2 separate regions of the Homo sapiens genome follow, and region 2 is linked to region 1. A link is a loop called in an ENCODE intact Hi-C map of the cell type or tissue named here. Cell type or tissue: CD14-positive monocyte. All regions are shown on one strand. Links, peaks and the distances in the headings refer to the core of each region. The heading gives the core; the rest is flanking DNA.

Region 1 (9,792 bases), core at 1,198-9,197:
TTGGCTCTGCTGCATCTGACAGCTTGCCCATCCTCAAGTGCCAGGTGGAGGTCAGAAAATCTCCCCTGGCTTTCACGTGCATCCCTTGCCCCAACCCGCCCCAGCAAGTGGGCACGAGGTAAGGGCTCCTTTGCCAGCCCCTCCTCCCTCCCTGTGTCTCTTCCTGTTTGTGGGCTCACCTGAAGTGTGAAGAGGGGGAGTGCCACTCTCCATCCAGGCCCCAGGCAAGCAGCACCTCCCTGCTCTCCTGCACTCCTGGACACAACCAGCAGCTCCTGCCATGGACAGGTGGTACCTGGGTGAGTCCTCTGAGCCCCATTCCTCCTCCCTGCTCAGGCTCTAACACAGGTGCCAGCCCCGTCCCTTTCAAGTGCACCCACAAGCTCCCCAGAAGTGCAGGAAAAGCAGAAAGGAAGAGAGGCAGAATTTCCAAAAAAGAGCATCTCCATACGGAGTCACTGGCCTGCTGTAACGTGTGTGCAGAGCATATCTGAGCTGCGAGGGCTGGGAAGGCAGCTGTCCAACTGCCTCATTTACTTGTCTGTCCATCCGTCCCTTAGAGATGCAGGAACTCAGAAGCCAGGCTGCTGGCTTGAAATCTTGGTTCCCCTACCCTCTGGCCATCTGACCTCTGGCAAGTTATTTAACTTATCTGGGCCTCAGTTTCTTCCTCTATGAAATGGGGTGATAATAATGCCTTCTTTACCTTCTAAAACTCATTGTGATGACTAAAGAATTAATTTCTGGCCAGGCATGGTGGCTCACGCCTGTAATTCCAGCACTTTGGGAGGCCAAGGCGGGCGGATTATCTGAGGTCAGGAGTTCGAGACCAGCCTGACCAACATGGTGAAACCCCGTCTCTACTAAAAATACAAAACTAGCCAGGCTTGGTGGCACATGCCTTTAATCCCAGCTACTCAGGAGGCTGAGACAGGAGAGTCACTTGAACCCGGGAGGCGGAGGTTGCAGTGAGTCGAGATCGCACCATTGCACTCCAGCCTGGGTGACAAGAGCGAAACTCCGTCTTAAAAAAAAGAATTAATTTCTGTAAAGTGCTTGAAACGGTGCCTTGCACACAGAGTTTAAAAATGTAGCCATCAACTAGCTTTCCCTATTGCTTCCTATTCATCTATCTATTGATCGATCTATCATCCATATCTATCTATCTATCTATCTATCTATCTATCTATCTATCTATCTATCTATCTCTCTATTTATCTATCTATCCATCCATCTGTTGGTGCCTCCCCATGCACCTCCTCCCCCCCGCAGTGGGAGCCCTTCCATCCACACTGCAGCTTTGTTTGTGACCAGGGTAAATATTACCTGGCACTGTTAATGTTTAATGCCCCCACCTCATCCCCAGCCACCCCACCAAGGAGCAAAGACAGCAGGAAGAGGCAAGTGGAGACAGTCCATTTGGGTGGGGAAATGACTGGGTTGTCAATGGATAGATAGATAGATAGACAGATAGATAGATAGATAGATAGATAGATAGATAGATAGATAGATAGACAGACAGACAGACAGACAGACAGATGAATTTATTTAACTTCCCACTTATTTTTACATCTCTTATTATTCCCGAAAGACTCCATGGAGGCTTACAAATACAGACCAAATGCAATAAGATAACACAATCCTGTATAATAAAGGGAGCACCCTTGTCTTGTGTGGAGATGGCAGTAGCTTTGGTAGCACATCTTGGAGGATCTGGGCTTTCTACCTCCAGTTTGCCATTAACTGTGTGTTTCAGGCAAGTCCCTTCACCTTCCTGCCCTCGTTTTTTCTGGTGTACCCAGTGCCCTGGCCACGTCCAGGGGCTATTGTGGAAAGCAAATGAGCAGCCTCAAGTTTCTTTATCTGTAAAACGCCATTAGTAGGAATTAAGTGATGCAGTGCATTCCAAGAGCCTGGCACGTGGTCCATCTTCACCAAACGCTGGCTCTGCTGTGATGTTTGCACGAATATATATTTCTTGGCTCCAGAAGCAGAAGGGAGCTGAACGGGTATTGCAGCGCCTGATCTGCAGGGCCATGCCATTCTCTCCGTCTCACTCATTCGTGCCCATTTTCATTGGAGGGTGGCTGGCTTTTCCATGTCCAACAGCAAACATTTGCCAAAGGCTAATGCTTGTCATTTCTTCAATCAACACACATATAACAGTAAAAATGATGCCACTCACCGTGTGCCAGGCCCTGGGATATGCTCTTTGCATGCATTATCTCACTTCCCCTCACCACCACCCTAGGAGCTGGGTACTGCGCCCATTTTACAGATGAGGAGACTGAGGCACAGAGAGGTGAAGTCATTGACTGAGACCACACCATTAGCAAGTGAGAGGGCCAGGGTGTGAACTCAAGTGCCAAGCCCTGCCCCTGCTTGGGGAGGATTCATGGATACAGTGGCTCCCTTCAGAAGGGCTCAAGCTCCCCTGCTGTCCGCTGGCCACTGACCTTGGCTGTTTTGTGGCCATTGGGCTTCAGCCTTTTCTGGAGGCCAATTCAATGGACTAGAACTCAACGAGGATTCTACAGTACCTGTGACTACCCGGCACAGGAGTCCTGGGGCGAAGGAGGTCACAGCGGAGTGGGGAGGCTGCCTGCGAGGTGTGGAAAGCATCTGCCTCCTGCAGCAGGAGGCCTGATTGTCAGTCTCCACTTCCCCCACACTGGCTGTGTGACCCTGGGCAAGGCCCCTACCTCTCTGTGCCTTAGACACCTGCCTCATCAGTAAAATGGGAAACATAAAGCTTGAGGAGAAAAAACAGTGAGGAAAGTGCTTGGTAAACCATAAACGCAGGGGGTTTTCCCCACGATGAAAGTCTTGCCCTGTCCTTAAGGATCCTGCATGCTCCATGGTAAACTGGCAAGGACACAATCCGAGAGCCAGGCCAAATGGTGGTAGGAGGAAGTGCCAGGGCGGCAGGGAAGGAGAAATTAGTTGGGGATGACTGAAGCCCTTCTGAATGAGGTGTAACCTGCAGGGTGCACGTTGATGGGTGAATAGGATGACAGATGAAGGGCCCTTCTGGAGGATCTACTGCTGGTCAGCTTTGGCGGTGCTCCAGGGATGTGGTGGGGGAGCAGTGGGCCAGGCTCCTAGGGACCACTGCAGGAAAGCCTCCAGTACCACATAAGGAACACCAGCTGCAGCGGCGGCATCCATGGTGGCTGGTGCGGTGGGCCCTGCCTGGGCTGGGGGCCACTGTGGGCCACTGCCCCCAGAAACTCCCAAGTACAGTGTACACTGAAGAGATTGTGCAACTTCCACTTTCCTGTTCCCACCGCCCCAGCTGTAGCTTCCCCAGCTGGCAGAACAGCACGACTGCTGACCCATCCCAACCCTTCTCTTTGGAAATTTCCTTTGGGAAGGTTTGGAAACTCAGCCAGCTCCTCCCTGCCCCTGCCTCCCCACGCACGTCCTCACCCTGCAGAAGGAGCCCCTCCATCCACACTGCAGCTTTTCTTGTGACCAGGGTAAATATTACCTGGCACTGTTAATGTTTAATGCCCGCACCTCGTCCCCGGCCACCCCGTGGAGGCAGCCAGACACTCTCCAAAAAGCAGAGACAGCAGGAAGAGGGGAGTGGAGGCAGCCCATTCACCTGGGGAAATGACTGGGTTGTCGATGGACGGTGGTGAGTGTGCTGGTGTGCGTGCCCGGGCGTGTGCAATGCTGGGTGGCTCTGATTGGCCTGCCTTTGTGGGGTCAGCTGGACCCTACTCTTCCCTCTCCTGCCACCTCAGCCTTCCAGAGTACCCAGCCCCTCTTCCTGTCGGCCTCCTCTCTAAGAAAATTTGCAACTTAAAGGAGGACCCTGCTTTAACCCCAAAGAAAGATAGCTTGAGTGGCAGAAAGGCAGCAGATAGAAGCTGGAGAGCTGAGCGTTCCTCCTCGGCCTCCTGGCACACACCCGCCCTGAGTTCAATGCATCTTGCTAGACCGTCTGAACTTGGGCGGGAGGCAGACGGCGTCCATCTGGCTGGGGAAGGAGCAGGCCCCTCTGGTCAGCCTTCCTAGGCTGGATTTGGGGTGAGAGCCCGCCAAGTTCAAGTCACACTCTCCAAAGGCTTCCTGTCACAGGAACTGACTCAGGCCTGGAAACCAAGAGGGGCACTTGCTGACAGAGGTGGGTTTTGAGCCAGATGCAGAAAGGGGAGGGTGCTGGGCAGGGAGGGTCTCAGCAAGCGGCTCAGGGCCAGGTGGCCACGGAGGAGGAGGTTTCCTGGGGCGTGTGGGGAAGCCTCAGCTGGCGTCTAGCTGTTGCTCTGACACTTAAATCCCCATATGACCTTAAACAAGGCCTGAACCAAATCTGGGAAGACAGCCCTGACGGCCTTCTGTGTGGGACCTGGGTCCTTCATGGCCTCCCTGAGCACCCAGCACCTCAGGCCCGTCAGGATGGGCACTGACTCTTCCTGGCCTGTCCTTTCCTGGCCCAGGGACTGGCCGCTGGGGACAGCTGGGCTTGACAGACCCTAAGTCTCACTGCTGCTCAGGGGCACAGTTTGGCACAGCCCGGAAAGTGCTAACTTGCGCGTTCCTTCCTCCTCGGGCTCCACTTCCCTCGTGCGAGAAGGGGCTCCGGCAGGGCAGGAAAGAGTAGCGGCCCTTAGCTGTGGCAGAAGCGTCCTGGCCAGGCCACCGTCTGGCTGTCCGGGGCAAGTGTACTCAGTTGCAGGGCACCACTGTGAGACCTGCCTGCTGAGCGGCTCCAAATCCGGGGGAGGCCACCAGAGGCAGGGGCAGGACCTTACCTCTAACGGGCTCCTTCCCTCCCGCCATTGAGAGGTGGCAGATCAAAGGGCTTATGCACCTCCATTCTCAGCCCCCTGCTTCCTGGGTTCAAACACCAGCTCTACCCCTGACTTGCTGTATAACTGTGGGGGAATTTCTTCTCTGCACTTCCACCCTCTTGTGGATTACACCAGAATGACATTGACGCCTCATAAGGTTGCCATAATGGTTAGATGAGTTAGGGTTTGTTAGTTTTTGCCCGGTGCCTGACCAGCACTATATATTAATGTTTCTTAACTAGATCTGCTTCCCCTGAGGATGGTAACGCAGGAAAGGAGGTCTGTCTCAGCTTTCATTAGGACTTTGAACAAGTCTACACATTGGGCTCGGCTTCCTCCTTCTGTCTGATAAACTTTAAGGTTCTGTTTTATTTATTCATGCATTTCCCAAATAGCTGCTAAGCACCTGATAGCCAAATGGTCCTGTGGAGAGAGGCCGCTGGGAGTCTAATGGGAGAGGCTTCTCCTGGCCTTTTCTACCATGGTAGGAATCAAGGAGCAGGAGAGAGCCACCCTTCCGGAGTGGTCAGAGGCCCCCCAGACAGCACGGATCCCCCTCGGACACTCGGTATTTGGTCCCCAGTTGAGCGTGTCTGAAGCCGCCTGGAGCAGAAGCCTGCTGGCAATGGTTTTAGCAACACCCCTGCTCCCAGCCTCCCCTCGCCTGCTTGGACCCTCGAGGGTCCTCTGGGAAGGGAAGGACAGGGAATTCCAGCTGTTCCTGTGGCTGGCTCACCATCGGTGACTCCTCTCATCCCACCTCTGGCTCTCTCCTAGGCGGCAGCCCCAAGGGGGACGTGGACCCGTTCTACTATGGTAAGCCTGGGCCCCTGCGCACCCTTCCTGAGCCCTCAGGACCCCTTCCACCAAGCAGCGGCCTCTCCCAGCCCCAGGTCCATGCTCTGTGCCCCTTATCTCCCCTGGTTACCACGGGCTGCTGCGGGCAGGCTGCGGAGAGAGACAGCTGCTGGGAGAGACCACCCATCCCGCTCCTCTTGCCCTCTCTTTCCGGAGACTATGAGACCGTTCGCAATGGGGGCCTGATCTTCGCTGGACTGGCCTTCATCGTGGGGCTCCTCATCCTCCTCAGTAAGTGGGGTGGCCTCCAGGGAAGGGGTGCTGACCAGGGCACCTCTCTTCTCAAGGCCGCTGAGCAGGCTGGCTTTCGGGAGTTGCCAAGGGAGGGGTGAGCCTCCCCACCACGCCCCCCACTGCAGGATGTGGGAATGGGTGCCCGGTGGGGTGCCAGGCTCGCTGGGAGCACAGTGTGAGGTTCCTGCTTGCTCAAGTGCACCCTCCAGTGGGCCCGGGAGGAGCCGCAGAAGTGAGAGCAAACCCACGGGGTAACTGGGTAACCGGAGGGCCAGACAGGGGGACTAGGCCCCCCGCTGCTAACCATGGTCCCAAACTCATTTGTTAAATAGGGATGATCCCACCTGCCTCACAAGATTAGGGCTAGCATCCAAAGACATGGCAGTCAGGACAGCGCTCTGAGAACGGTCCAGTGCAGACTCGGAGTGTTCTGGGGGAGACAAAGAGAGTTATGTATCCTCAAGCCCCGAGGGGCACACAGCAGGAGCTTAATAACTGCACATTGACTTGTTTTGGTCCAACCCAAAGAAAAATACACAGAAAACACAACCCATGGAAAGAAGATACAGCAAGCACACCTGTGGGCTCTGGACTTCTAATGCACGTGTGCCACTGCCACCCCACCCCAAGGCTCGGGCCACAGTCCTGCGGGTCTCCCCATTTTCCCGTGTTGCCCATGGCAGCTCTCTCTACGTGTGCCACTGCCAGCCCACCCCAAGGCTCGGGCCACAGTCCTGCAGGTCTCCCCATTTTCACATGTTGCCCGTGGCAGCTCCCGGAGGGCAGTGCCGGGTGGCAGCTGATCACATAGGCACAGGAGGCAGGTGGCCTAAGCAAGGGGCTCCACTTTGGAGTTGCTGCCATCCTTCTCCAGGTGTTCATCGGGCAGCTGTGCTGGGGGCACCATGATGGCCCAGTCTCTGCTGCTACTCTCGATATGCCAACAGACCACCGTGGATCTGCTCCAGTAAATATTTGCTGACTGACTGACTGACTTAGGTTCTTAAATGCCTATGGTCCAGCCTTATATAAAGAGAGAGAAGGCTGGGCGTGGTGGCTCATGCCTGTAATGCCGGCATATTAGGAGGCCAAGGCAGGAGGATCTCTTGAGACCAGGAGTTTAAGACCAGCCTGGTCAATACAGTGAGACCCGATCTATACAAAAAAAAATTTTTTTAATTAGCTGGGCATGGTGACATGTACCTATAGTCCCAGCTACTTGGGAGGCTGAGGCAGGAGGATTACTTGAGCCCAGGAGTTTGAGGCTGCAGTGAGCTACGATCCCACCACTGCACTCCAGCCTGGGTGACAGAGTAAGACCCCGTCTCAAAAAATAAAATAAAATAAAATATAAAATAAAATAGAGACAGTCAAACGTGGCCTCCAAGCCTGACCCTGCGATGATACTGGCAGGAGGGAGGTAGGAGAGACTGGAAGAATTTTGAGTCTTCCAGGGTCTCCTTGGAAAATTAGTCCATGGAAACAAATCTCCTTTTCTCTTTTCAAGGCAGAAGATTCCGCTGTGGGGGCAATAAGAAGCGCAGGTGAGCGCTGCCTGGGGTGACCGATGAGGGGGTTGGGGCTGGAGAAGGAGGGGCGGGCTGAGGATTTTGTCTCTGACACAGTGGAGGATCCCCAGCCTCAGAGATCCCTAGACCCACCCCTCCCCCTGCCCTCTCACCTGTTGCTTTTCCTTCCCCCACCAGGCAAATCAATGAAGATGAGCCGTAACAGCAGGTATGCTAGGAGGGCCTGGGGAAGGTGCGGGGAGGGCAGGGCAGGCTTGGGAGCAACAGGGAAGAATTCTGGCTCCTGGACTCGGTAAATAAGAATTTTAGGGTCGTCCACACATCAGCCAGGTGGTCTGTCACCCATCGTGTGTTTAAAATGATGGCCAAGGGCCTGGCGTGGAGTGTGTGCCGCAGGAGATCACAGAGGAGCCCTGGAGAAAAGTGAGATGGACAAGGGGGAAGTAAAACCCCAACCTCTGCTGCCTCCCACCCAACCCCATCCTGCCTTTGTCTTCTCAGCCTCGGCGGTGCCACCCACTGCACTGGGGCCAGCTGGGAAGCCAAGCATGGCCCTGCCTCTGGCGCCTCCCCTTCTTCCCTGGGCTTTAGACCTTTGTCCCCGTCACTGCCAGCGCTTGGGCTGAAGGAAGCTCCAGACTCAATGTGACCCCCAGGTGGCATCGCCAACTCCTGCCTCGTGCCACCTCATGCTTATAATAAAGCCGGCGTCAGAGACCGCTGCTTCCCTCACCTGCCTGCCTGTCTCCCTCCTCTGTCACCACCAGCCTCTCCAAGCTCAAGTACAAATACAGCCGGGTCTCATTTGTTTTTTCAATTAATTGCTCAGGCACCTGTCTGCCTGTAAAAGCAAGAAGTTCAGTGTTGTCATCTGTAGGCCACTCCTCACACCCCTTGAACTGGCAGAAGCCCTGGGGACAGAGGCCTCAGCCTGGCTTTTATACACCTGGGAAGTCTGAAAGGCCCAGAGGTCAAAACCACAGCCCATTGGATACCCATGAGGCCTCTGCCCCAGGCACCACTGTTGGGTTCCTGGAAGCGACCCTGCTTAGCAGTTGCTGTGGAGAGGCCCCAGGCTACCAAGATGGGCCTCTGTGTGGTCACATTCCTGTGCTCTGCCGTTTTCCATATGTACCCCCCTGGGCCAAGGTGGGTGGGTCCGGGGAGCCTGGTGCTGGGCCTCTGCACATGTCCTGAAGGAGCCAGCCCTCTTCCCAGCCCCCTCCTGGTACTAAGCTCGGGCCACCTCTTTCCACTCTTGGGGCCACCTATTTGGAGGGTTGGTTAATTCCAGGGCCTGGGGCCAGGGAACAGATGGTGAGAGTGAGACCACTGTCACACTTGCTCCAGCCCCCGTCCATGCAGGCAGGGACCCACCCAGGGCAGCCTCAGCCTGAGATGCTTCCAGGTCGCTCCACCTAGTGCGGACTCCTAATGTGCCCGACTCCTAATGCCCATGCCCCCTTTGCTGTGAGTCCAAGGCCATGGCCATGCAGGGAGGCCTCTGGGACCTTCTGCACTCAGGAAGGAGCCCAACTTTCCTCTCCCTCCCTTCACTCAGAGGCCTCGAAGGCTGGAGGGATTGTGGGATTCTGGCACCACCTAGCGTCTGGCTTCCTCATCTGGGCCTGCAAGCTTTTGAGGGAGGAGAGGGGAGAACTGGCAGGAGAACCAAGCTACAGGACCAGGAAATGAACAGGGTGTGTTTGGGGGCCAGAGGCAGGATAGACCTCACTCCACTTGGGAATTAAGCTCTTTGTCTTAATCCACTGCCCCCAGTCCCTGATAACCACCAACTCTCCTAGAAACACAGAAGGCTTGAGCAGGGAAGGGTCCTTAGAGAGCAAAACAGACCGTCTTCAATTTACAGAAGGGGAAACCGAGGCTCTAAGAGAGGCCGTGGCTTATCCAGAGTGACATGGCCAGCCTGAGTCGGAGCCAGAGGTAAACTGCAGGTCTCTGGCTCCCCTTCCAGAGCTCTTCCCACCACACGAACATCCAAAGGACGGGAAGCGGTTGGTGGGGCAGGGAGGTGGACTACCCACTGACTGCCTGTGGGTTTGGAGAGTGAAGGGGAAACAGAGAAGGCCTGGGGTTGTGGGGAGAAACTCCAGAGGAGACCAGGAGCCAGGCAGGGGAAGGCCAGGTGACTTACAACTCAGCACCAAGTCCTTGTGACACCCCACTCCAAATGTGGACTCATTGGTGTAGGCCAAACCCTTAAATGGAATTCAGTTTTCTTTGCAGGAGATAGAGGCACACACTTGAGCTCTCCCTCGAGGGTGGGAGAAATGAACTTGAATGGGGCAGGTCTAGCCAGGGGGGCTTTCAGGAGGAGGGAGGCTCCCAAAGCCTCTTGGATGCAGCAGCAA
Region 2 (16,882 bases), core at 4,103-12,102, 81 kb before region 1:
CAGCAAACATCCCAAGGTGATTCTTAGGCACGCTGTGTTCTAAGATCCAGTGGGCTTGCCCAGAGCTTCTCACGCTTTAATGTACAGATCAGTAACCTGGGATTCTTTAAAATGCAGATTCTTATTCAGTAGGTCTGGGGGGGTTGCTGCTGCTGCTTATTCACAGATGACAGTTTGGGTAGAAAAGGGCAAGATTGGTGTTTCTCAAACTTGAGTGTGCATCAGCATCACTAGAGAACCTGTTAAAATGGTGATCGCTGGGCCCACACCCAGAGCTTCTGATTCAGAAGCATTGCTAATATTAATAACTTCCCAGGCAATGCTAATGCTACCAGTCTCCACCATGAGAAATGCTGGGTAGTGCATAGGGCTGGGGATCTTGGAGGGGAGTTGGGGGAGATAAGGGGCAGTGGTGGAGCATGTGGGTGGGGCTGCACTTTATTGGGGCTTAGCTGCTGCTTGGAGGAGTTGGCCACCATTCAGACCATCACAGTCTGGCCTCTGTCGGCAGGGCTGGTGGGGCTCTAGCCTGCTGGAGGACTTGGGATGACTCTGTCTCCAGGGGGCTCATTCTTCTCCCCTCTGCTCCCTTGTAGTGCTCACCGGACAACCGAGGTTGCCCACAGGGATTTTGCCAACAGCTTCTCAATCTTGAGATACAACTCCACCATCCAGGAAAGCCTCCACAGGTATGGTGGGGCAGGCAGGCTGCCTGTTTGTGAGCAGGGGAAGGAGTGGGTAGGAGAGGGTCTTTGAGTCAGGGAGCCCCCTTCACTGGCTTTTCTAGTATCCAGCCTCCAGGAGTCCACCATGAGTGTTCAGGGGCATCTTGGAAATAGTCCTTATTCACCAAACTGCCTTCTGACTTAAGAATTCTTATCTGAGGCTCGGTGCTGAGGACAACTGGAGACCAGGGGTGCCCCTGAGAGTTTATCAGGTCGTCAGAGGCAATTCATGAACCTTGGGACCACCAGTCGGCCAGGTGTTTGGACTGAGAGCTGCTGCAGGGAGTGGACCTGGATTGGTGGGGGAGAAGCACCACTGACACCCTGGCATGACACTTTGCACATGCCGCTCCTCTACTCGGCCCATTCTCTGCTCTCTCCACCAGTGCAGTTAGGGGACAGGGTAGACAGGCAGCAGTAGGGGACCGCCAGGTGCAGGCATCAGGGACAGGGAGGGCCACGTTGGAAGCATCAGAGGTTTGGGGTCTCTGCCAGCTAGCATTGTTTGCCCTACGGAGGGGAGAGAAGAAGCCAGGCTCCAAGAGAAGTAATGGTGAGGGAAGGGATGTGAATTTGCTGCAGCTGGATGCCAGCTCTGTGCTGCGTGGTTTCTGCATCTGCGTTGAGGAACTGTGTCAGAGGAGCACCAGACCACCTGTTTAGTTGTGAAAAGATGCTGCGACAATGAAGTCCTAAGTTCGAAGAACATGGATCTGGGCCAATGTCTGCAATGTGCCACAAGGAAACTAGTTGAGGGGATGAGAGTGGAGATGGTTTGCACTGAGCCACTCCGATTCTGGACAAAGCACTGGAAGGGACAATGTCACATGGGGAAAGGGGAAGCTCAGAATCTCCTGCTTCCTGTACAAAGGGTAGCTTCCTTGGAAACAGGATAGGAACTGAGCAGGAGTCAATCAGGAAGGCTTCCTGGAGGAGGTAGCTAATGTGCCCTTTTCCCACTTTCTGTGTCTCCCCCTGCAGGTCTGAATGCCCTTCCCAGCGGTATATCTCTCTCCAGTGTTCCCGTAAGATGTTCTTCTTCTTGGATTGTGGCCAGTGTCGTGTGGGAGTAAAGGGCAGAGGGGCAGCACTCCTCCAAGGGAGGTGTTTGGCACAGGGGTTCAAGTCAGGAACAGTGTCTTAGCCAGCAGGCCTGCTTCAGGGCTGGAGTCCCTGTAAGGCACCGGTACACCCAGGGTAACATTTCCCCTTCTCCTGACTCTGGTAGGGGCTCAGCCCAGCAACCTTTTATTCCAAGGAAGCTGTCTGAGTCTTCTGTGCATCAGGGGAAGTGTATTCTTCCTATGTTTAGAAACAATAGAGACCCTCATTATAATGCTTGTCAATTCAGGGTCACATTAGAACTGGTCTGCATTCCTGTGCACCTAATGGCAGTCCTGGGACTTACCATCATGACCCCAATGCCCAACACAGTGCCCAAAGCTTGGGACACTCCAAAAGGATTTGTCAAGTCAATGAAAGAATGAGTGAAGGAGAAGAAAGAGGAACCTGCCTGGGGTCAAACTTTCCGCGGAATGATCCCAGAAAGCCACCCCACCATGTGGTGGCTCTGCTCTCACAGAAACTGCTGTGTGTAGCAGATAAGGGAGCAAAGCCCGTCCATGGAAGGGTGGGTGCCCTTCAGGATGGGGCTGCCTGAGCCTGTCCTGGCCCTGGGAGCACAGCAGAGGCATCCTGATCAGGAGCTCGGAAAGAACCCTGGGAGAAACAGGGTTCACAGTACGTCTACTCCTTCCCTCCAGACTGCGGACTGAGGGCCATGACCGGGCGGATCGTGGGAGGGGCGCTGGCCTCGGATAGCAAGTGGCCTTGGCAAGTGAGTCTGCACTTCGGCACCACCCACATCTGTGGAGGCACGCTCATTGACGCCCAGTGGGTGCTCACTGCCGCCCACTGCTTCTTCGTGTAAGTGCCTGAGAGGCAGGTGATTTGACACTGCCCAGGGTCGGGAACCACCAGGAAGGGCTGGCTGCAGACTGACTTCTTCGTGGAGGAGGATTCTGGGTGTGAGTCCAGCCCCCATGGGCCAGTTGGCACTGGTGTAGCTTGGGTGTTCACCTGGTCCTGAGAGTGTGGGTCGGGGGTGTTTGTTCCGAGCTAGGCCCAAGGATGAGAAAGTCCCATTGACGGCCCCAAGGGGGAGAGAGGCAGGCAGGAAGAGGGACTGGGAGCCTGCCCCTGAAGAACAGGGTGAAATGAAAAAGGCGTTGGGTTTGTTGCTGCTTCCTGCAAATGGAACTCATAGCAGAGGAGCCCCTAGTTATCCCAGAAATTGAGGGTTAGGGATTGCAGGCAGGGCACTGTATCAGCTGCTAACGGTCACCAGCTGGTCTATTGTCTTTGGGGGCCCACAGCCCAGGCTGGTGGGCAGGAAAGAGCTCTGGGACCAGGCCTCAGGGGCACTGGCCTCCCTAGTAATGAGTTCAGTGTGTTACTTTGTCCTGTCTGAATTTGCTGAGGGTAATAATACTGAGATCTTATCAGTACAAGCCCTTGACCCTGTCTGGTGAGTGAATCTGTGTCCCCATCCCTAGTCCCAGCACCTTCTGCAGCCCTGTGACTTGTCAGCATCTGTCAGTTCATATCGAGGCCCCAGAGTTTCAGCATGGCAGAAGTCAAAGTCTCCTATTTGATCCTTGGTGACTTGCAGAGGAGATAGTGGGGGGGGAGTGCCACACAGAGGTCTTACTCATCCTTCCCTCTTTATTACTGTAAGGTGCAGAGCTGCAAGCTCATAATTTTTGAGGGGCTGTGGGGGATTGCTTTGGACTCCAGGGATAAGATAGAGGGTTCCCTCCAGAGGTCATTTTATCCATCCTCCTGCCTCCAAGCTGGTGCTCTGACTGTGGCTCCCTGTAGGTAGCAGGGGCTGCCAGTGAACGCTGCCAGGCAGGTACTGGACCACGCTCCTTTGTGGCTCTTGCAGGACCCGGGAGAAGGTCCTGGAGGGCTGGAAGGTGTACGCGGGCACCAGCAACCTGCACCAGTTGCCTGAGGCAGCCTCCATTGCCGAGATCATCATCAACAGCAATTACACCGATGAGGAGGACGACTATGACATCGCCCTCATGCGGCTGTCCAAGCCCCTGACCCTGTCCGGTGAGGGAATCTGCACTCCCCGCTCTCCTGCCCCCCAGCCCCAGCACCCTCTGCAGCCCTCGCACTTGTCAGCATCTGTCAACTCATATCCGGGCCCCAAAGCTTCTGCAGGGCAGAAGTCAAAGACTCTTAAAGATCCTTACATGGAACACTTCTGTTTTATAATTAGGGAAACTGAAGCCCAAGGGTTATAAATAAGTTTGCTCCAAATGACACATCTCACATTACAAATTGATGACGGAGTCAGGGCTTGGGTACTGATCTTAATCAATAGATTGAATTCTTTCACTGGTATTAACTGAGCACCTAGGGGCCAAACGCTATGGTAGGCATTTCACACATATGATTTCATTTACTCTTCACAACCAACCCTGTGGAGCAGGCACTATTATTAACTTCATTTGACATATGAGGAAATGGAGCTTTACAGAGAGATAATTACCTGAGGCCACAAGTAATAGGTGGTAGCTCTGGGATTGGAACCAGGTCGATCTGATTCCCAAGCAGTGCTCTCCCCACCTGGCTCTAGACTGGCAAATTGCTTACCCTGCAGTCGAGAACTTAAGCTGAGTACACATTCAAACAACTAATTGCTACAACGTTGTTGCTAAGGACCAAAGGAGGCTACACAAAGGAAATGCTGCAGAGGTTCTCAGAAGATCACTGTGGACAGGGGACGTCAAAGAAGACTTCATTCATTCATTCATTCATTCACTCATCATTCATCCATTCACTCATTTGTTCACTTATCAAATACTATATGGCCAGCCCTATAGTACAGTTGCAAATAGAAATAAAATACACCAAGACGACCAGTAGAGGCCAATTATACGATGTTTTCGGGGAGCAGGGAGCTATGGTGGCATAGGCGGGAGCAACTAATCATCCTGGCAGGCTAGGGGAAGCTCAGCAGAGGAAGGATAGCCAAGGTGGGTCCCGAAAAGATTGGAGAAGACAGGTAATGGGGGCTCAGGGAGGACCCTGAAGAATGGAGCCAGAGCCCTCTGGCATAAGCATCTGTAAAGGTGGGAGAGGGAGGAGGAGTACCGGGATTTCTGGAAGCCTCGGAGGACTCTCTGGTTAGTCCAGCCATTCTCGTGCTCTGAGCCTGTGAGCTGGTGTTTCCTCGCACATTAATTATGGAGGCGGTGTCTATCATGAGTCAGAGCAGTTAGATCATCAGAGTGGGGTGAGGAGGAGGATCCCTGGGTAGAGCTCGGTTGGGCAGCGCTAGCCCAGAACCACGCCCACGCAGCGTCACACCCACTCGTAGCCACGCCCCGACACGACACGACACGCCCACCAGCCTTTCTGAAACTCCATCCTTGTCTGTGGAGTCCAGGGCTGAGGTGAGGGATGCCCGCTACCTCCTGCCCTGCCGCTCAGCACACAAGAAGGGCACAGACTGCAGGACCAGAGCAGGCCTTCTCACCTTGTCAAACCCAGGCTGTATTTGGCTAAACATCCAAATCTTACCTCCCACCCACCCTCCACCCCTTAATATTATTTGGAATTCCAAAACTAAATAATTTCTAAAAGCGAATGAAAGCTATTCTCACATTGCGTATGCTTTTCAAACGTAATAGTCTCCCTCCAGGCTCCAATAGGCTTTTGGGCAGGAAGCAGACCCTTAGTCTGAGAATCACAGCTCAGATGTATGTAGTCCTGTGGCCAGAACATGTGCCCTGATTTTTGGTTTAGAAATCAGGACTGATTTTCTTAAACTCATTTGGCAGGTGGAGCACTAGAAGTCACAGTACTTTTGCTTGTGAAAGTTCACTGGTAAATTTAATTCCCCCATAAAAAACAGTGAAATATCTAACGATGGATCATGTAACAGTGTTACATGTTTTTAAAACTTTACATCTCAAAAAGGGGCATAGAAAAAAAATCCTATGCTGCATTTTTGTTAATAATGCATGCTATTCCTTCATCTATTTTTTGTTTACTCTCTAGCAGACAAAAGTGAGGTAGACACCAATGTTTAAAGCCTAATTCCAATTTATGGGAGAAGAATTTAAAATCATCCTTCCCATCTACGCTTCCTGCCTTGTCTCTATCTTTTTAAACATTTATTGAGCACTTAATATGTGACAGGCATTATCTTAGGTGCAGAATACTGCAGTGAATATAACAAAGGGTTGAGAATACTGCAAACATTCTATTAACTAATATTTTCCTCCTGCAAACTCAGATGTGTTGGTCAATGCCCTGGTCCCCCTAGGGACACCAGTCCTCAGAGCTTATGAAGTGATATATAACAGTGACTTCTAAATATAATATTTCTGAATGTGGGATCAAGTTAGCAGGAATTCTGTGGTCTGTGTCTCTAGGAATGTGTTTCCTGTTTGGAGAGATTTCTTACCTTGTGCTGGGAAAACATTTAAAAGGAGAGCCACAGGCTCTGGACAACCAGTGGGTACCCTCGCCAGACCAGGCTGGACATACCGCTGAGATGCCATGGTCATAATATCTGGGTCTTAGCCTGCTGCTGTTCCTTGTTCTAATGGAAAGACATGGAAGAGGCTCCACCAGGAGAGACCCTCTCAGTAGGGAGAGACCCTCAGCTGCCCAGTATCGGCTTGTACAAGGGAGCTTCCAAGGCTTACGCATCTGACCACAGGGCAACCACTGAAATCAGAACGGCTTTGAGGACTCTGGTAGCCCCCAAATGCTGGTGGGTTATGATAAAGTGATCGAGTTTCATGTCTGGTCAGTCCAAGGCTCTGGAGGATTCAGATCCAGGACTCTAGAGTCAAGGATTAATGTTCTAGGAGACCCCTCCTTGCCCCCAGAGTGGTTGTGCTCCTTCTCCCTCCCCCTACTGAAAGTCTCAGCCTTGTTCCTTCACTGACGTCTGGAGGTCTTGTTGCAGCTCACATCCACCCTGCTTGCCTCCCCATGCATGGACAGACCTTTAGCCTCAATGAGACCTGCTGGATCACAGGCTTTGGCAAGACCAGGGAGACAGATGGTAAGAGGCAAAGATGCTTGGTTGTGTGTATGTATTCATGTGCATGTGTGTGTATACATGTGCGTGTGTAAGCAATGTGTCTGGGTATACAGATGAAGGCCTATGTCGATGAGCGTTTGGGTATACGGATTCATGGGCCTGGGTGTGATTATGTGTGTATAGACACCTGAGTATATGCCGGTGCAGTCACTGTGACAATGCCCTCCAATCAAGACCACCTGGAAAACTGCTGTGGTTGAACTAGTTGAGTTCATTGCTCATTGCAATGAGAGAGAGAACACACCATGAAGAACCATGGAGCATCTCAGCAAGAGGGTGTCAGAGAGGGAATGCTCGTAGGATTTAGGTGGCTTGGGGAGGGTTCAAAGACGCAGGACTTTTCTCTAAATTGTGGTGTCAGGAAGCAGGGGTTATGATTGGGAACCTTAATAATCTTATCTAGAGGCCGGGCACCGTAGCTTACACCTGTAGTCCCAGCACTTTGGGAGGCCAAGGTGGGAGAATCTCTTGAGCCCAGGAGTTCAAGACCAGCCTGGGCATCATGGCAAAACCCCATCTCTACAAAAAATAGAAAAATTAGCTGGGCATGGTGATGTGTGCCTGTAGTCCCAGCTATGAGAGGGGCTGAGGCAGGAGGATCACTTGATCCCAGGGAGGTTGAGGCTACAGTGAGCCATGATCATGCCACTGCACTCTAGCCTGGGTGACAGAGTGAAACCCGTCTCAATTAAGAATATATATATATATATATATATATATATATATATATATATATAATCTTATCTAGGAGCTCTAAGTGGTAAGGAAGCAGCAGTCACTCATATTGGCCAGGAGAGGGGGATGTCTGGTACTGTTGTGGTTTGCACAGTGACCTTGTTTTTGTCTGGCCTTAAACAAGATGATGAAGTGGTCTTGTTTTCATGTCATCCCAATCACAGAGTGCCTTGTCCTGTGAGATTGCTTACTTTGAGCAGGATGACCCCATGGTTAGACTCAGGCCACTTCCATGCATCAGGACCGCTTTTCCCTCCCTCCGTGAGGCAGAGCAATGACTGATGTGGGTGCAGCCTACTTCTCCTCTTGTCTCCATACCTGACTAGCTGTGTGACTGTGGGCAGGTCACTTCTCCAGCACCAGGCCTCCCCACCGGTAAATGGATTAATGCCACCTGCTCTCTTTAGGGCACATAGCTTCCAAAAACAAACAAAGCCATGTATCTGAGGGTGCTTTGAACGTAGGCAAGTGCTGTGCAACATGTCGGGTAGCCTGATAGGCTTGTGAGTGTGTCTGTGTGCATGGATGTCTCTGTCTCACGTGCAGTGAGCTGTGTCTTGTGTGAGGGCGTGTGTGCCCATATGTCCTGGGTGTCCAACCACAGAGGGCCTCCCTTGGGTGGGAGCCAGGCACGGGCATGGCACCCTCCATTCCCAGGAGGCTGTGATTCTGGGTCTTGGGGTGGCAGCTGGACGGCCAGGAAGCTATCTAGAATCTCACTGGCTTCCCATCCTCTGTCTCCTCCACCCCACTTCACTGAAGACAAGACATCCCCCTTCCTCCGGGAGGTGCAGGTCAATCTCATCGACTTCAAGAAATGCAATGACTACTTGGTCTATGACAGTTACCTTACCCCAAGGATGATGTGTGCTGGGGACCTTCGTGGGGGCAGAGACTCCTGCCAGGTGAGGGTACCTGTGGGTGGGGCTCAGGTCCCAGCACCCTGGGGATGGGGGAGGCAGGGGTGTTGGGGCTGATGTGGGAATTGGGACCCCACCCTTTCCCGCTCATGGACCACCTGTCCCATCCTGCGAATGTGCCCCCTCTCCCCTGCAGGGAGACAGCGGGGGGCCTCTTGTCTGTGAGCAGAACAACCGCTGGTACCTGGCAGGTGTCACCAGCTGGGGCACAGGCTGTGGCCAGAGAAACAAACCTGGTGTGTACACCAAAGTGACAGAAGTTCTTCCCTGGATTTACAGCAAGATGGAGGTAAGATCCCTGCAGCAGGACACTGCACCCAGCAGGCTGGGAACTTCCTCAGGTGGGGACCCTGGAGGAGCACCCAGGTTGTAGGCAGAGGTCCCCTCAGCGTCCCCATATTCGGGGGGTGTTCTGGACAGGGTCAAATGTGATGCCTGGGGTCAATCCCAGCTGTCTGTGTTTCTTTCCCTGCTTTTCTTCCCTCAGAACAGAGCTCAGCGGGTTGAAAAAGGGTGGACCTACAGGCCAGGCAGGCAGTTGCTGGGCAGATGTTCTCCCAGAAGTATTTTTTTGTGTAAGGTTGCAATGGACTTTGAAAACGTTTCAGTTTCTGCAGAGGATTTTGTGATAGTTTTTGTTATCAAGCATTTATGCATGGGAATCCGCTCTTCATGGCCTTTCCCAGCTCTGTTTGTTTTAGTCTTTTTGATTTTCTTTTTGTTGTTGTTGTTGTCTTTTTTTAAAAACACAAGTGACTCCATTTTAACTCTGACAACTTTCACAGCTGTCACCAGAATGCTCCCTGAGAACTACCATTCTTTCCCTTTCCCACTTAAAATATTTCATCAGAACCTCACTACTATCATAAAAGAGTATAAAGTAATAAAATAATAAAAAGTTATTTTATGTTTTTTGACTTGCTTTAACCTATATCCAACCTCAGAAGTCATTGCTCAGGTCAAACTGAACCACAGACCCTTCAGTGTGTGCCTTACCTTGCCCTTGGCCTTTGGAATACTTGATCCACCCTAGAGAGTCCCCTCTCCCACTTCCACCCTCTCATCTTCCATTTTTCTTACTGAAGAACTCTGACTAATCTATCAAAATCAGCCATTTACAATGCCTGGAATATCCTCGGTATTTACTATTTATTGTTATAAATTAAGGATGAATGAATAAACAAATAAATGAAAAGAATAAAAGGTGGGCCTCACCTCGGTGCCAGCCCCAGTGCCACTCTCCTCTCCCAGGGATGACCGAGATGTGAGTTCACACAGGCCGCTGGCAGTGGAGTGATGGGAGGCCTCCCTCCACGGCAGGAATTTCGGTGTCAGGAAACAGGGATCTGCCTGCAACTCTGCTGACCTAGTTGAGACCCTGCCTTCTCTGGGCCTTCAGCCTTTAGCTGTAAAGCAGGGGGTGCTCTGCCAGCCCTCCCCTTCTCTGCCTGGGGAACAGGGGAGGGCTCAGATAGGGGGAGCAGAAAAGGCTCCAGAAATCTAGTGCAGAGAGGCCCTCCAATCCTGCATCCATCCTTTCCCTTTGCTCTCCCTCCTTGGAGAGGCAGTGCTAGGTGACAGCGAGGCTAAATTATAGGTTCTGAACCCCAACCTTGGGCTTCTGTGCTCCTCGCCCACCTGGCCCACCCTCACCCTCTTCTCCCATTCTCTTCCTCAGAGCGAGGTGCGATTCAGAAAATCCTAACCAGCTGGCCTGCTGCTCTGCACAGCACCGGCTGCTGTGAAGACTCTGGCCATGGTGACTGGCCATGTGTGGCATCATCTGGGCTAATGGCCACCGGGCACCATCGGACTCCCACCTCCACTGTCTGCTGCCTCTGTGTGTGTGTGTGTGTGTGTGTGTGTGTGTGCATATGTGTGCATTGCCACTCTCCCAAGTTTTTCAGAAACCAGCAGAGCTGTCAACTCTTCTCAAAATCCCAGGCTGGAAATTACCTGGAGACAAGAGTTGAGTACCGTGGATGTTCCTACAGGAGTGTCCATAGATGGATGGAGGAGGTGGAGCCCAGAGCCCAAGGAAGAGCTGGGAATTCTTGCTTCTCTGACCCTCACTTACAGACTAGCCCAGTGTGGGCAGATGCCAGCGGCCCAGGTGGCGCCATTGCTGTCCTGGGATGGATCGTGGGTTTTGGTGGATGCAGCTTCCCAGGGCCTGGACCGTCTTCGGTGAAAAGCTGCTCCCGTTGGCTTTATGAGCATCAAGTCCTCACCCAGACCCCCTGCTGGTGCCGTGGATGTCACCAGTCGGACTGTGCTGTGGCTAACCAGGCTGACAACTGAGATGAGGATTCACTGTACTCATTTGGTCACAAGCTGCTGGGGCGGGTTTTATTTTATTTTATTTTTATATTTAAGAAATGAAAATACGGGTATTTTTAAAGATTCTCCAAAAAGTCCAGAAGCCTTGACAGCTGGCATCAATCAGCCCAAGACCCCCAGGGGATTCATGGGAAATGTCGTATTTTAGAGTCCTACAGAATATTTCTGGCCTCAAGGAACTGGATGAAGAGACTGGACAAAGTCCCCAGGATGGGCATCCCCCAAGTCACTACAGCATCTGGAGCCCCTAGGAGATACTCAGGGAAGCAAATCCTTGTTTGGGCTGGCAAGCAAATCCGACACGACGAGGTCCACAAACTGTTTCTGCATCCCAGGGCTCTGACGAAGGCGTTAAGAAACAGATGCTGTTCCCGCGTAGGCTCCCAGGGGCCCCAGGGAGGTCCAGGTGGACTGCCTCTCTCATTCCCAGTAGCTGTCCTGGGACTTTGGGATTTCTTCTCAGCTTTCTCCACCTTTCAGTTTCTCAGTTGTTTCAGAAACATAGCAATGACATAAAAACTGCTATGGAGAGAAAGCTAACATGGTCCCATGCCTTCCAGGCAGCCCTGCTGAAGGATCTAAGTTGGCCCTGTTCCTGCAAATCATCAACGTGCCTGGACTCGCCAGCTAAAAGCCTGGGCCTTCCCCAGCCTTTTTTCTGGGGCACCTATTCCTCTGCCAGTCCTGCTCCCCTCACCTTCCTTGGGCCCGTCAGAGTCTTTTGTGGTGCTGTGCTTCTCAGAGGCAGGATCCAAGCAGATCAGCCCAGCCTAGCCCAGCTCAGGCAGGCCATGGCCGCTCAAGGGAAAGACTGCCCCAGAAGAGCAAGCTGGAGAGGCTGGGCAGGGGCTGATGGGGCTGGGTACACTGGGGAATGTTAGCAAGACTGGGAAGGAGGCCACATTCCTGTCTGCAGCAGCCGCCAGCGATGGTCTTCAGCAATAAAAGTTGTGTGACCTGAGACATCTGTCTTTGGATGTTTTACTGGTACCCTAGGTAACAAATTGAGGTTGCCCACCCTAGTGCCCAGACACTCTTGGTTTTGGTTCTTAGTTTTGGTTCCTCATCTTTGGGTTCTGCTCATTTAGCCATACATTCATGTATTCATTCCATTCACCAGCTGCATCCGTGCCTACTCTGTGCCCGGTACACATGCTAGGCCCAGAAGATACAAAGGGCATGACAGCATCCTCAAGGAACTGGGTCATGACCCAATGTGATAGAAGCTGTGATTGAGTGTGGACACCACGCATGGAACATGCACAGAGCAACCACCAGCCACACCTAGAGATGTCAAGGAAGCTTCACAGAGGAGGTCAGGTTTGGAATGAACCTTCACAAAGCAGGTGGGGGCAGGGGAAGGGCACTCCAGGGCATGTTCTTACCCTCTTCCTCTTCCTCTACTTCTGCCTTTGCTGGCTCAACAACAGACATGTTGACAAGGAAACCCCAAAGCTTACTCAGCTATTTCCAAGGGAATCGGATGGGTGGTCCCACTGGCCTCTTCTGAACGATCTACCTCTTCTTGCTTTGCACTTTTCCTGTGTTTACCATATTGACCTCAAACATTATGAGCCCACTGGTGAATCCCCAGCTCCACCTCTGTACCCCCATTCACCAGTGGGCTGATAGTCCCCAGGGGCACACCAGCCACAAGCACAGAATTCTTCAGGTTTCCCCACAAGCATCCAGCCTCTGGATACCCTGAACTTGATTGCTTTAGTCTTTCATATCAATGCCAGGGAAAGTCCTTCTTTTGATTCCTTTCTTGCTCTATCTGCACAAGAAGGTACAGGGGAGGTGGCAGGTGCCACGCTTACTATATTCCTAGGAGGGGTGACACTGACTGTAATAGATCCTACAGTTTCTGACAATTTCAATGGTTTAACCTAATTGAAGTTTATTTTGCATCCATGCAACAATCCTGTAAGGGTGTTCTGATCAGAGGGAGACTTTCTTCCACAAGCTTTTTCCATCTTGGGAGTTTGTCATCCACATTGTTGTCTACTTCTAGCCAGAAAGAAAATATAAAAAAGACTCATTCACTCCTTAAGTGCTCTAGCCCGGAAGTCATTTCCACTGACATTTTATGGGTACAGACATGTCATATGTGACATGTGGCACCACCTAGACAAAATTGGGCTGGGAAAGGCAGTCCTTGGCAGATCCCCCTGCAGGAGCCAGCACTCATTTCAGAGGACAACCAGCCATCTCCACTCACCATAGGAAGGTGGCTGCATCCTCAGAAGCCCAGCCTGGGCAGAAACTTAGAGCTTAGGCCATTTCTGTTTCTTTCCCCTTAGAAAGCAGACACTTTCCTTTCTCTCTCAGGGCATTCCTAGGACATAAATTGACTGGCAGGGATGTAAGGGTATGGGAGGGGGGCAGGGAAATAAGTTAGAGAAAAAGCAGGATCTGGATGGGAAAAGAAAAATACATTCCTTTGGCCCAGGATATCTATAGAGGCTACCAAAATTAGGGATGGCGGGGGGTGATAGGGCATTCTAAACTGGCGCAGAATCTCCAGGGAACTGTGTGTGTGTTTTGGGCAGGGAGGTGGTTGCAGTGACATTGTCCTATGTCCCTGGAGCCTAGGCTCCTCCAAGTACCAGCCAAGCCTTCTGGCTTTGTCAACTCTATTGACTGCTGAATTTCCATAGAATTTATCTGGGAAAGGAGTGCCAAGTGAGTGTGCTGGGCAGGAGAAGGGGGAGGCTATTGCAGGGAGAGATGATGGCTCTTTACAGAAGGAGCCACTTACAGCCTAGCAGGTGCTCCAGCTGCCTCTGGGCTTTGGTTAGATTCCCAGGGATCATTGTTCCCCATAATCACTTAGCTGTGGTCCTGATGCAATTGGGTGGACATGGGGACACACATGTGAAGTCCCCGTGATGGCCATGATGAGGATAATGATAATAATAGCCAGCATTTGCTAAACGTTTGCTATGTGCCACATGCTGTGCTGGACACCTGATGTATATTATCTCCTGTGAGCACAAGAATCCCGTGAAGTGGACATTGTCTTCATTCCTAATTTACAGATGAGGAAACAAAGGCCAAGCAAAGTGAAATAAGCCTCCCAAACTACATGACTGCTGCATGGCAGAGGTGGATTTGAATCCAGGCTCTGACATGCAGCTGCTTTTTTACACTCTGCATTCAGCTGCTCTTTTACACTCTGCACCAGAGTCAGGTGGAATCCTCCCAAGTGGGACCTCATAGGCTCTGCTCTCTGGCTCTGCGTATCTTTCCAAGAGTGTCAGGGTGAGACAACTCCCCAGAGAAGGCTAGGCGCACCCATCAGAGTGTCACATGACCAGAGGCTTAGACCATGTGGTTTCTGGTAACTTGGACAAGTACATCATGAGTGGGAGGAGGCCCTCCTCCACCCCGGTCCCAAGTGGATGGTTTCTGGGATGCCCTGTCAAGTCACAACAAGCTGTCACCCAGGACACCTCCAAGTCTCCTTGATGTAGGTGGATGGCTCTGAAAGGAACATGCCATTCATTCCCCGTCTCCTGTGCACTGGCCCAGGCTTCCTGTCCCTAGGAAGGCTGCCACCCAGTCCAGTAAGTAAGCGTGCTGTACCGATCTTACAATGGGTCCTCCCAGAGAACAGGGAGGACTGTGCTCAGGAGATAAACAGCCCTGGACCTTCTGGGACAGGAGGTCTTGAGACCTCTGAGAAAGGTGAGGGCATAGCCTGGTCTATGGTCCTCCACGGCTCACTCCTGCCAATGGGACATGGGAGGTGGACATAATAGGAGGCCTTCTCTGTCCAAGCCCTGAGTCCCAGAAAAGGTTGTCTACTTTTCATAGAAGGAAGGAGCTGGGAATCTGCTTTGAATAATTCCTTCTAATTACGCTGTGTTGTAGCAGAGAGAGCTCTGGAGTTGGAATCAAAGTACCTGGAGGTACAAATTCCAACTCTACTACTTACTCAGCTATGTGGTCTTAGACAAACCATCCTCTCTGTTTCTTCATATGTAAAATGGGTGTATCTGGCCTACATTCGTTGTGAGATTAAATGGTACGATCCATATAAACATGCAGGGCAAAGTGATTAGCATATCATGACCTCTCTGCATATGTTGAATTCGCAGCGAAAGGGTCAGATCCTTCACCCTCAGGCGCTTCATCAAACACATGACATAGGAGAGAGAATTTTGGATAAAGCTTCGAGTCCTAGGAAATTTGCCATGTCTCTCCATAAACTTTGTTCCTAGGCTTTTAGCAATGACCTGATCCTCCATGGAGGTGATGCTACCACCTAGGCCAGGTGGATATTCCCAGCTGGTGGTCCCTCTAAGTCGTGGAGCTCCATGACTTAGAGGAGCTCACCCCGCTCTCTCTTATCACTGACAGGGCCAGGAAAGCTGCCTGTCCCTGGAAGAATTCTCCTCTGGGAGATGTTAATGTCCTGCCCTGGCAGACTCTGACTGCTCAGCCAATGGAGTTGGCCAACTCAGGTCTGTGAGGGGCATTCATCTTCAGCCCCCACAACTCCTCAATCCACAGCCATCTCCTGCCCCACCATACCAGTGTCTGGGAGACACTTCTTAGTCTTCATCTTCCTGGAATTCTTGCAGCTTCTAACCATCGAGTGCCTCCTACTTTATGACATTGCCATGACCTCTGGGACATGGACTTTCCCAGGTCCCCTTCCTGCCCTCTGGCTGCTCTTTCTCAGTCTTCCACAGATTCTGAAATTGTGTTCCCAGGAGACGTCCCCAGCTCTCTTCTTTTCTCTTGGTAAATGGTAAATGCTCACCCTGGGCCATCTCATCTATTTCCAGGGTTTCCAACATACACCTGTGGAGCCAGCAGGAATTTGCTCCATGTCACTAAAGCATAAAAAATCTCACCTTTCTTTTTAAAATCAGATGAATCTGACTTTGAACTGCTGCAGCCTAGCTGAAAAACATCCCTTGTCACCTTCCTCCCCAGAAGAACTTATTGCCCATTGTTCTCCAGGTTGGGTACTCCATCTGCAGCCCTTGTGGGTACCCCTCCGAGTACTGTACAGGTAAAGGGCATAGTTTCCAAACCTCTGTTCTCCATGCCCTCACACTGAGGGACCTCACTGTTCCTGGGTCAGACTGAGGCTGCTCCCCTATCTTCAACCCTCAAATCTTCTTCCCCTAGCAGGTAGTTCAGGCCTGTCTCTTTTATGAACAGTGCACAAAGGCTTGTAAATTCTCTATGGGATCAAAGCCATTCTTTCCTGATAAGATCATGACAGAAATCAGGATGAGTATAGAATTCAGTAATTGTGTACATGTTTTCATGTGAACGTAAGTTTTCATTCCTCTAGGATAAATTACTATCAGTGGAATTATTGTATCCTCTGGTAATTGTGTGTTTAACTTCGTAAAAAACTGCCAGGCTTTTTCTAGAGTGGCTATACAATTTTTCATTCCTACCAACAATATAAGCATTTCGTTTGTTCCGCATCCTCACCGGTATTGTCAGTATCTTTTTTTGTAGCCATTCCAATAGATGCAACAAGATACAATGCTATCTCCTTGTGGTTTTAATTTGCATTTCCCTAATAACTAATAATGTTGAGAACCTTTTTTATGTGTTTATTTTCCATCTGCATATCCTCTCTGGTGATGTGTCTGTTCAAATATTTTACCCATTTCTTTATTGGGTTGCTTCTTATTGCTCAGTTTTGAGAGTTCTTTATATATTCTGGATACAGTCTATGTTGGACATGTGATTTACAAATATTTTCTCACTTTGTGGCTTGAATTTTCATTCTCTTAATTGTGTCCTTAACAGACCAAACATTTTTAATTTGGTAAAATTCAACTTATCAATTTTTTTCTTTTTAGATTGTGCTTTTGCTGTTGTATCTAAGAACCCTTTGCCAAATCCAAGCTCAGGAAAATTTTCTCTGATATTTTCCCTTAAGAATTTTATTGTTTTATGTTTTACATTTGGGCCTGTGATCCATTTTGAATTAATTTTTGAATACTCTCGAGGCCTAGATTGAGGTTCATTTTTATTTGTTTGCAAAAGGATGT

Evidence for each region. A loop is a pair of places that touch in the nucleus more often than their neighbours do. Peaks named below come from ENCODE experiments on the same cell type or tissue, not always from the same donor. Only the 100,000 strongest peaks of a DNase experiment are listed, where the experiment ranks them.
Region 2: a loop joins it to region 1, with 3 times the contacts of the local background. A loop is called at or near these places in 7 of 110 quality-filtered maps.

Annotation. Positions count from the first base shown.
Region 1 is chr11:117,818,502-117,828,293 of GRCh38, reverse strand. FXYD6-FXYD2 (FXYD6-FXYD2 readthrough) reads left to right here. Exons shown (of 10, transcript NM_001243598.4): 7 at 5,577-5,615; 8 at 7,399-7,435; 9 at 7,598-7,628; 10 at 7,922-8,237. The coding sequence ends at 7,426. FXYD2 (FXYD domain containing ion transport regulator 2) reads left to right here and starts at 3,550. Exons shown (of 6, transcript NM_001680.5): 1 at 3,550-3,640; 2 at 5,577-5,615; 3 at 5,814-5,888; 4 at 7,399-7,435; 5 at 7,598-7,628; 6 at 7,922-8,237. The coding sequence starts at 3,616. The coding sequence ends at 7,622. RefSeq lists enhancers at 2,704-3,256, 3,257-3,810, 5,473-6,026, 7,708-8,442, 8,443-9,177. In CD14-positive monocyte, for the core only: CTCF peaks have their summits at 4,710 (motif pointing right), 4,909 (motif pointing left), 6,116, 9,037 (motif pointing left) and 1 weaker place; DNase peaks (open chromatin) are centred at 3,283, 4,923, 6,083, 9,023 and 3 weaker places; H3K4me3 peaks cover 2,180 bases; H3K27ac peaks cover 4,734 bases.
Region 2 is chr11:117,895,575-117,912,456 of GRCh38, reverse strand. TMPRSS13 (transmembrane serine protease 13) reads left to right here. Exons shown (of 13, transcript NM_001077263.3): 6 at 597-689; 7 at 1,707-1,750; 8 at 2,489-2,651; 9 at 3,673-3,845; 10 at 6,721-6,819; 11 at 8,356-8,498; 12 at 8,650-8,802; 13 at 10,192-11,816. The coding sequence ends at 10,218. Among named protein-coding and RNA genes, the nearest start is that of TMPRSS13, 25 kb to the left of the region's middle. RefSeq lists an enhancer at 4,643-5,143. In CD14-positive monocyte, for the core only: CTCF peaks have their summits at 7,468 and 7,667 (motif pointing right); DNase peaks (open chromatin) are centred at 5,056 and 7,676; H3K4me3 peaks cover 591 bases; H3K27ac peaks cover 1,274 bases.